Regions from separate parts of the Homo sapiens genome. Here region 1 is linked to region 2. Evidence: chromatin contacts called from ENCODE Hi-C or POLR2A ChIA-PET data. All regions are on one chromosome and are shown on one strand. Each heading gives the region's core, a stretch centred on a gene start or an enhancer-like site at or near the end of the contact. The rest is flanking DNA. Distances are from core to core; before and after follow the strand shown. Region 1 overlaps MACF1 (microtubule actin crosslinking factor 1). Region 2 overlaps MACF1 (microtubule actin crosslinking factor 1).

What was found. A loop is a pair of places that touch in the nucleus more often than their neighbours do. ChIA-PET counts read pairs that join two places held with the same protein, here RNA polymerase II (POLR2A). Pooled maps may share reads with other maps.
Region 1: a map of dorsolateral prefrontal cortex shows a loop between it and region 2 (1.9-fold over the local background). The contact joins two enhancer-like sites. A Hi-C loop is called at or near these places in 1 of 168 maps with a recorded cell type or tissue (dorsolateral prefrontal cortex), 1 of 37 single-sample maps with no recorded cell type and 3 of 50 pooled maps. POLR2A ChIA-PET finds 5 or more read pairs at or near these places in 4 of 52 experiments (AG04449, MCF 10A, activated B cell and 1 more).

What each region holds. Positions count from the first base shown.
Region 1 is chr1:39,404,306-39,409,407 of GRCh38, reverse strand. All of the region lies in intron 58 of MACF1 (microtubule actin crosslinking factor 1), which reads right to left. Among named protein-coding and RNA genes, the nearest start is that of BMP8A, 85 kb to the left of the region's middle. RefSeq lists silencers at 36-265, 276-885. Within about 2 kb of position 3,852, at least 3 of the 41 ENCODE cell types and tissues checked have a DNase peak (open chromatin) inside an H3K27ac peak, as active enhancers do.
Region 2 is chr1:39,331,179-39,335,737 of GRCh38, reverse strand. MACF1 (microtubule actin crosslinking factor 1) reads right to left here. Exons shown (of 101, transcript NM_001394062.1): 37 at 1-4,535. Among named protein-coding and RNA genes, the nearest start is that of MACF1, 130 kb to the right of the region's middle. Within about 2 kb of position 2,182, at least 3 of the 41 ENCODE cell types and tissues checked have a DNase peak (open chromatin) inside an H3K27ac peak, as active enhancers do.

The sequences.
Region 1 (5,102 bases), core at 2,603-5,102, 72 kb before region 2:
GCTCCCGGCCGCGCCAGCCTCAGGTCCCGCGCTCAGGAAGTTAGTTTGTCCCTCCGGCAGCTGAGTCCCGAGTGCTGTGGGCGCCGCCTCGCCCGCCGCCGCCAGTCCCCGGCCCGCAGCCGCCACGCCGTGGGCTGCATGACAAGCAGCCGCCTCTATTCTCCACCACGCCGCTGGCCCCGCGGCCCCGCCGTCCTCCCCGCCCGCAGCTGTCACGGTCCCGGCATGCAAACTTCTGGCTGGGAACAAAAGGCTCCGCTAGGGTCGGGCGGGGGGCGAGTCCTCCTCCCCCGCGCAGCGCGACCCGCTAGCTCGCTAGCTCGCTGGAAGTGCTCGGCTGGCGGGCGGCTCTCCTCCCCCTTCCCCGCGCCGCCGCGCTGCGCCGCCCCGCCCGGGCAGCCCCCTGGAAGCCAGGGAGCGCGCGACGCGGAGAGCACAGGAAGGAGGACGAGGGCGGGGGCGGGGCCCGGCGGGGGCGGGGCCGGGGAGAGGAGCGACTCCGAGAGTGGAGGGAGCGGTGGAGAGGATTGGAGGCTGAGGCGCCGAAGGAGGGGCTTCTGCGGGATTCGGAGCGAGAGACCCGGGACGCCAGCCGTTCGGCTCCCGCAGCCCACGCCCACCGCGCCCCGGGGCCAGAGGGGAACGCCCCGCCCCCGGAGAGGGCGCAAGGAGAGGAACGGAACCCGCGCGAGTCTGGGCTGCGCGGCGCAAATCCCCTGACAAAGGAAAGCCCCGCCCTCCTCCCGCTGGCCCGGCCCCTCCCGCCCCTGTCTCGCTCCAACCGGCCCGGCTCCGAGCCCAGCCCAAAGGCGAACGAATCCAGAAAGGGCGCCCGCGCTCCCCCAGCTAGCCGGCTCTGGCGACGGCCACTCGAGTTCCCGTGTGCCGGCAGGTCGCGCCGGCTGGGGTAGGCCGCCTGCATCGCTCTCGGCTCCATCTCTGCCGCCAAAGGCTGTCCCTGCTCCTTCCAGTGTCACCTTTAGCGCGCCCCTTGCCGGACCGAAGAACACTCCAGCCTTAAACCCGGCACTTTCCCGGTGTCCCAAAGGAATTCGGTCACGCTCAGAGACCAAAGTTATTGGATAACTCTAGGCACATTCTACCTTCCCTCTCCCCCTTCTCAAGTATATCAAGTCCTGGTCAATTCTCCCACCAGGATTTCTCTGCTCACAGACCTGAGTGGTATCAATGACGGAAGAAAATGGGGTGTTGGGGGAGGTGGGGATGCCAACAGCTGAGCCCTACGACCAAACACCTGGGTCCTTTATAGTTGCGCACAGCCAAGGAAACCTGAGCCTCCTTGGACCAGATGAAAAGCATGGGTATTTCAAATCTCAAATAGAAAACACTAGAGAAAAGTCGCTCACAATCCCGTCGTCCACGGCCTTTGGCTTTTAGAAAAGCCACTTGGTCACCTGGTGACTGTTAAACAAAGAAAGTACAAAGGGCAACCCAGGAAACTGTCCACCAGAGGCAGCTGCATCTCTGAACGGGTCCAATACTCTGTTCTATTTGTGATGGCCATTCTCTGATTTTATGAAGGAAAAAAACATCTATTAAAATTCGGAATCTCTGTCGGACCATGTGGTCAATATATACCGCAAAACTTATGGAAAAGTTATTTCTATCCTTTACACAAACAGTAAGTGAAACCAACACCTGGTGTATGAAGATCTGGCACTGAAACCTTGAGCTGAGCCTTAGGCTTACTTAGGGAATCAGACTGGTCCTTGGCAAAAATGAGAAGTGCGCTGAAGCCTGTAATCGGAATTAGGCAACTAAAAGACCTTTCTCTGGTAAAATGCTTTACACTTCATTTCTCACTTCAACAACGGCTGCTGATCAATTCTACCCACTCAAATCCAAAAGACTCTGCCCATCTGTAAACTGAAAGGGGTGGGGAGGCCGACTAGGTTGTGTCTTGACACCCTTTCTAGTTTTAATATTTTTTAGTTCTAAAACTTTTAAAGGCACTGCCCCAGAATCCTGTGTCCTCTTGGTCGTATACTGCCAAGACACTAGAAACCCTGTCCTATGAAGAACAAACAGTGCAAGACCCAATAATGTCTGACCTAGAGAAAGTTCTAGGAGATGTAATTAGCATGAAGTATCTGAAGGGCTGAGACGTGGGAGGAAGGAAACTTGTTCTGGGTATCTCCTTAAGCTGGCACACTAAGATGTGAGATTTAAAACCAACAAAGAGCTTCTCACAGCTATTCAAAGAATAGAGTGTCCCCTAAACTGGTGACTTTCCTGACCCTGGAGGTGTTTGAGCAGAAATTCAAGCAATCACTTGGCAGAGATTTGGGAAAACAGATTTACAAATCTTCTGCAGTTTGTTCAGATGAATTTTAAAGTCCTTTCTAACTCTGATACACTGTAATCCTAAGGACTGACAGCTTACAGATCTGATACTTAACAGTTTAGGGAATCCAGGTTTTAATTTTCCTTTAATTATTCAGCACAACTGGAAAAACTCAGGGAAGGAAAGATCAATTTTACTAGCAAATATCCCTGGCCAAATACATTCACTTAAGTGTTCAGATATCATAACAGACTGTTTAGCATGCCAGGGCCCCTCTGGTTGGAAGAATCTGAGGAATTCTGGCTCTGGATGAAACATGGGTGGTTATTCTATTATAAAGAATGTTTTTTTTTTTTTTTTTTTTGAGTGAGACTCTGTCTCACTCTGTCGCCTAGACTGGAGTGCAGTGGCGCAATCTTGGCTCACTGCAATCTTTGCCTCCTGGGTTCAAGCGATTCTCCTGCCTCAGCCTCCCCAATAGCTGGGATTACAGGCATGCGCCACCGCACCCAGTTAATTTTTTGTATTTTTAGTAGAGATGGGTTTCACCCCTTGTTGGCCAGGCTGGTGACCTGACCTCAGGTGATCCACTCACCTCAGCCTCCCAAAGTGCTGGGATTACAGGCGTAGCTACTGTTCCCAGCCATAAAGAATTATCTTGATGTGGAATCACAAACTTCATGAACAGAAATTCCTTTACTGTTTCCTCACCAAGTCAGGTATCAACCAATCCAGACTTTTCTTAAATAATTCCCTCCCATGTCTATCTACCAATATTCTTACTACTCTCATCAGTGATCCATATAAATAAATAAATGGAGCATTCCTACGACTATGAAATTCAGATTCGAATTACTTATTATCTGCAGTCACACTCTCTCTAATTAGGGTGTTAGGAAAACAAATTTAAATACAACCTAAAGAGAAATTACATATAGTAATCTAATCCTCCCACCGCACCTCCAAAAAAACCCCAGAACCCAAAGCCAAAGAATACTTTCTGAGTGCTTTGCTCTTTTTAAAAAATCATCAGTATGTGTTTAGAAATAAATCAAGAGAGGAAGCACAAGTTCTCCTCCATGTCTTAATTTTTATCTGTTCATGAGTTTCTCCTTAGTTTAGGTATGTGAAACTCTGCCAATAGCCATCTCAGGGACTGAAATAAATACCTGATACAGCTTTCCACCTCTTGTTGCCCTGATAGCTACAAAAAAAAAAAAGCATCTGTTCATTTCACATGCTGTGTATAAACTTTTTAAAAGAGAAATACAGGGAGCTCCAGAGACCCTCTTCAGATATTTCCCCCACCCCTGTAACCACAAACATATGCACTGAAGCCAAATTTCAAATGAGTTTCCGGTTAATTGATTACAGAGTTCAAAGAATTCTCTACTCATTTTGAAATTCCCAAGTACAGAATTTGGTGTTAGATTTTCCTTCAGTGAACTTAGAAGAAAGAAAAATCCTGGCCCTTCCAGCTCCTTCCTGCAGTCTTCCTAATGAAAGACAGCCGGGTGGAGTCTCCTCACACCCTAACATAGCTCCCTTTCCAAGTTTTGGACCTGGCATCCTGCCCTTGTCTGCTCCAGACCTAAAATGCCAGCCCTCTGGGACAATCTGGAGACCCCAGATTCACACTTCCCTAGATTCTATGATGCCTTATCACCCACCTTGATGGGTGCTCTCTCTTGGAAGACTAATTCTGAGTAGAAGAGGATACAGAGGACTGGTTGGATCTTGCTCATTTTAAATCTACACAATGCCTTTCATCTTAGGATCTTTAGATTTTACAAGCATTATTTAGTAGCAAGTAGAAACTCCACAGTATTAGTCTGTACCTGTTGGGCATCAGTCACTGCCATCCTTTGGTACTTTTATTATTATAAACATGGCTACGGAGTGGCTCATAAAGCAACATAGCATGACACGAAGTTTGCTTTAAGTGGGATACTAAGGATTTTGATGCTATTTGAGCTCTCATGTACTCGTGAACCCATGAGAAAACTTTCCACACACTCTGCAGGAACTCTCATGACCCCTGTAAGCCCTTTCCTGCCTGTAGACTTTCCAAAAGACAGTGTATTAATCCCTCTTTTTAGACTAATGGTCACCAAAACCATGGTGATGACAAAATCATGGGGCTTTGCAAGTTAGAAAAGACCTGACAGAAGGGTGGGAAGAAGGAAGGCAGGAGGTATCAGAGAAGGCTTTATGGAGGGAATCACATTTACTCATTAGGATTTCAGATATACAGAGATGGCAAAGACAAATATTTCTAAGTAGAGAGCTGAAGGCAGGACTCTAAAGAAGCAAATTCTGGCTGGGCTCAATGGCTCACACCTGTAATTCCAATACTTTGAGAAGCTGAGGCAGGGGTATCCCTTGAGGCCAGGAGTTCAAGACTAGCCGAAGCAACATTGCAAGACACTCGTCTCTACAAAAAGTTAAAAAATTGGCCAGGCATGTGCATCTGTAGTCCTAGCTACTTGGGAGGTTGAGCTGAGAAAATCGTTCAGCCCAGGAGTTCAAGGTTACAATGAGCTGTAATTGTGTCATTGCACTCTAGCCTGGCGACAGAGTGAGATCCTGTCTCCAAATTTTTTTGTTGTTGTTGTTAATTTTTTTTTTTTTCCAGACAGGGTCTCACATTGTCACCCAGGCTGGGGTGCAGTGACACGATCTCGGTTCACTGCAACCTCCACCTCCCAGGTTTAAGTGATTCTCCTGCCTCAGCCTCCCAAGTAGCTGGGATGACAGGTGTGCACCACCATGCCCAGCTAATTTTTGTATTTTTAGT
Region 2 (4,559 bases), core at 933-3,432:
GGTACCACTTGGGAAGAGGACTCTTCAATTTTAAAAGTAATAGAAAATCCCATTTCTGTATCAGCTTCTTTCCCTTTTTCACTTGAGGTCATTTCCCTAGGTTGGCTCTTTATATGGGAGTCATGCTCATCTCTAATGGCAGTTTCCTGATACAACTTTTCTTCAGAAAGAAATGCTGGTTTGCATGTTCTGATACTTTCTTCTACAATCACCTCCCTCTTCTCTCTCTTACTTTTCACCCGAGCATTCATTGGTTGCTGCAAAACCTGCTCACTCGGCAATTTGCCTGACGTTTCACAATATGTTTCTTGTACTTCCAAAATCACTTCCCCTTGATTTTCTCTTATTTCTTCAGAATCTAGACATGAGGTAGACTGCTTCATATGAGAAATAATTTCTATTTTTGTCACTGCTTTTTCCTGCTCTTCATTTGTATCATTTCCCATGTTATTTCTAGCCACTTCTTTAAGTTTAAAATCACATTCAGAGTAAGGGTGTGTCAATGACACTTGGCCCAAGGATTTACCTTTAAGATTATGAGGATTTATGATACTGATAAATTCTTTAGCATCTGAAGACATTCTTGGCTTACGTTGATCCTTGCACCCAAATTCCTTTAAGGAAATTTCCCTGCTCTTTTTTGCCTGCTCCCCATCAGAAACTCTCACTTTAACCTTTTCTTGTGCAGACTGATTTTCAACTTGAAATAATCTCTCACTCTCTTCTACTTTATTACAACTCATTTCAGCAGTCTGATTACAAGCAATTAACATATCCTTTCCTAGAAATTCATTTTGTAATGCACACACTTCAATCCCTTCTTGCTTTTCAATCTGAGCCCTGTGATCGCTGAACTCTGAACTATCTATTTGGATCATATTTGCCAGTTCAGGGCTGATCAGTCTTTTCTCAATAGCTTCTACTAAAGTCACTCTCTGATCACTAAATATGTCAACAATTCCTCCATTTAACACCTGATGAGATGCAATAATTCTGACCATGTTTTCATCCACCAGTTTCTCTTCCAAAGCTGATGCCAATGTCAGTCTTTTTCCAGTAGCAGTATCTATGATTCCACCAGTATTTGCCTGGGCTTCTAGAACCTTCAGCGTAGATGCAAAGTCTACTTTTCCAAGCTGAATTGCTTGAGACAATGTAAGCACTTTGTCGCTCACCCCATCTTTAATGTCTGAGAAGGGAATTACTTCTAGATATCTCTGTCCAGATTCAATATCAATCTTACATTTCTTGACTAATTCTGAGTAGGGGACAATTCTGCAGTTCTCGGGATCTACAATGCCATGCATCATTCCTGGAGACAATACTGCTTCATTAGTTAACAGTCCTTCTTTTTTAGCTTCTGCCAAGGTCAATCTCTGACCAGAAATGAGATCCACAAAGTTTCCAGTAAAGGCCTGAACCTCCTGGATTTCTCTTTTCAGGTCTGAGGTAATAAGATCTAATTTTATGGCTTTAGGGAGGGAAATATTTTCCTTCGTTTCAGGATTAAAAATCTGATGGATGTTTAAGTTCTCAACTCTTTTGAGTTTCTCGGCTAAATCTTCACCAATTAAGCCATGTCTGAAGGCATTATCAACAGAAAGTCTCATCCCAGATATATGGTGAATGATACCTCCATCTACCACTTGCTTAGTCAACAAACGAACGGCCTCCTCTCTCTCCAAAAGACCTCTGTCAATGGACTGCACAACTGTTAAAGGTGCTTTACTATCAGGGTCTATAAGTCCTGTTGTTTCCATTTGTAAACTAATTAATCTCTCCCTAACTGTTTTTTCAGCATCTCTACCTTTGGAAGCTTTCTCCAGATTTATAAGTTCTGGCTGGTCAGCAACGTCCACCAAGCCAAGAGTTGAGGCCAAAGTTACTGAAACTTTTTTGCCTCGTTTCAGATCAATAATTCCACCAGTCACCACCTGCCTCTCTAAAATTCTGGTGGCTGTTTCCTTGTCAAGAAGTCCAACTGTAACTGCATCCTTTACAGAGCACAGTGTCTGGGTACGGGGGTCTAAGACACCACTTATAGCTTTGTCTGCCATGAGGACATTATGTAATAATTTCTCATCCATCAGACCTTCATTAATGACTTCTTCAGTTGTCAAAGACTCACAAGTCTGAGAGTCAAAGAACCCCTGAAACATGTTCAGCTTCTCCATAAGCTTCACGGCAGTGTGACTTGGCACAATGCCTCGGGATATTGCTTCATTTAGTAAGAGCTTTTGACCTGTTTGTTCATGAAAGATACCACCATCTAGTAACTGTGCAGATAATACATTTAAGGTAGCTTCTTCAAGCAATTCTAATGGATGACTGCATGACAGAAAAATTTCCCTGCCACTATCTTCCTCATCGGTCTTTTCTGACATCATCATACTACCACCTGCGATGTTCTGTGCTTCTTGACTTTCTTTATGGTCATCCTTAGCCAGAAATGTTTTCTTTAACATTTCCTTTTTGTCCAGAGGATGAACATTCCCATCAGTTTCAGACTTTAGTTCTAACTTTATACCTAGAGTTTTCTTTACCTGAACTTGTAACTTTTTGCTTTGGGGTTTTATGTGAGATCCTCCAGTTTCATCATGAATATATTCAGTCTCAAGAGTGTGTGCTTGTTCATTCTGACATGTAAAGGAAGTGTTTCTTAGAGGTTGATGTTCTTTCTTTGGTGTTTCAACAGAAAAAACATCTTTGTCAACCACCAACGGCACACCTTCCGCCTCAGCAGGAGGTATGGTCAGGAGGTGTCCCCTGCTGGCATTTTCTCTGACAGACACTGCTGTTTGGTCTTCCCTTTGGGTACCTATCAACTGCCTTTGTACCTCTAATTTGACTTTATTTATTACCTTCAAAGCATCAATGTTTGGATTTCTCTCTTTTTGTTCTACAAACAGATCCTGTTCAGGGTTCTCTACAGAAGAATCTTCTGTTTCTACAGTGGTCTTTTTGCCTTTTTCTGTAGTGCAATCTTCCCGATCGGGATATTCTTTGTTCTGAGAAGAAAACTGGAACTCAGGCAGCCTCACAGTCCACCCACTGCTGAAAGTTCCTGAGATTTTCACATTAGCTGATTCTTGCAATCCCTCAGGAGTTTTTTGCCTTTGATGCCCAATTTCAACCACTTTTGGAGGACTTGTTTGATACTCATCTCTGGATGTTAGTGTCTCCATCAGCTCTTTATCTAACAGAAGCAGCCTCTGTCCATTTTGCACATTAATATAGCTGTGAGTCATCAGCTGGAACAACAGATTCTCACTCTGGCTTGCTGTGGCCTTAGGGTGGCTCTTGCTGCACGGTAGAACTGCTGCTCCAGGATTAATATTTTGTTCTGCAGAGTCTGCTAGTTGCATGTGGGGCATCACATCAGGTATACAAATCGATTTTAAGTTATTGGCAAGATCTCTATCCAGGATACCACTTTCTATTGCTTTCTTCCAGGACAAAATCTCTGTGGTTGCTGGTAGAAACAGAGCCTTAATATGCTGTCGGTTACTAAGGATTTTATGTGCTAGTTCAGTAGACACAATACCTTGTTCTAGGGCATCTGTAATTGGGAGGATCTCTCCAGATTCAGGCCACAGCAACCCCATGAATGACCAGAGGGACTCCAGAATCACAAGGGCGATCTTAGCAGCTACTAGATCATTGCTCACTGCTTCATCTATTGTTAGCCTTTGCCCCGTGACAGTGTCTATGATGCCTCCTGTCTGAAGCTGCCTTATGAGGATAGCACAGGCCATATCTTGGTCAATCAGATTATGTCTTACAGCCTCTTCCACTGTAAGTCTGTGTCCTGTTCTTGGATCTACTATGCCACCAGCAAAAAGCTGAGCTTCCAGCAACCGGACAGTGACCTGCCTATCTATTAGCCCTTCCTGAACTGCACGGAAAATGCTAACCTTCCGGCCTGATTTCAAGCTCACCATCCCCCCTGCCAATTGTTTGACAGGCAGTAATTTGAATCCTGATTCCTGGTGGACAATACATCGCTGCATCAGATCCAGCAAACCAATTTTCTCAGCTGTGTTAGGGTCTATCAAATTCTTGGATGTTCTAAGATAAGACTCTAATACTGAATGAAGCCATGCAGAAATGAGGCCTTGATGAAAAGCCTCTTCCAGGTTAATACAGTTCTCACTAGGGGAAAGACTGAAACCTCCAGTTGCCAGGTGAGCTTCTAAGATTTTCAGTCCAACTGTCTCACTGATTATTCTCTTTTCAATTGCTTCCACCACAGAAAGAGGGCCTCTGCTCTCAGTAAGCCTGCTTATTAAGGCCAGGGCATCCTGTAGCTCCCGGAGCTGCTGGTACATCTGGGGATTAATGAGGTTTCTGGCTATGCCCTCCTCCAAAGAGAGGTTTTCACCCGTCTCAGGGGCAATGAGGCCAGACATGATAACCTGAGATTCCAGAAGCACTAGGCCTGTGTCTTGGTCAAGGAGGCCCTTTTGCATGGCTTTGAAGATGGGAAATATCTCCACTGTGCCTAGGTCAATCACCCCAGCAACTGCTCTGCATTCCTAAAAAAAAAAAAAAAAAAAAAA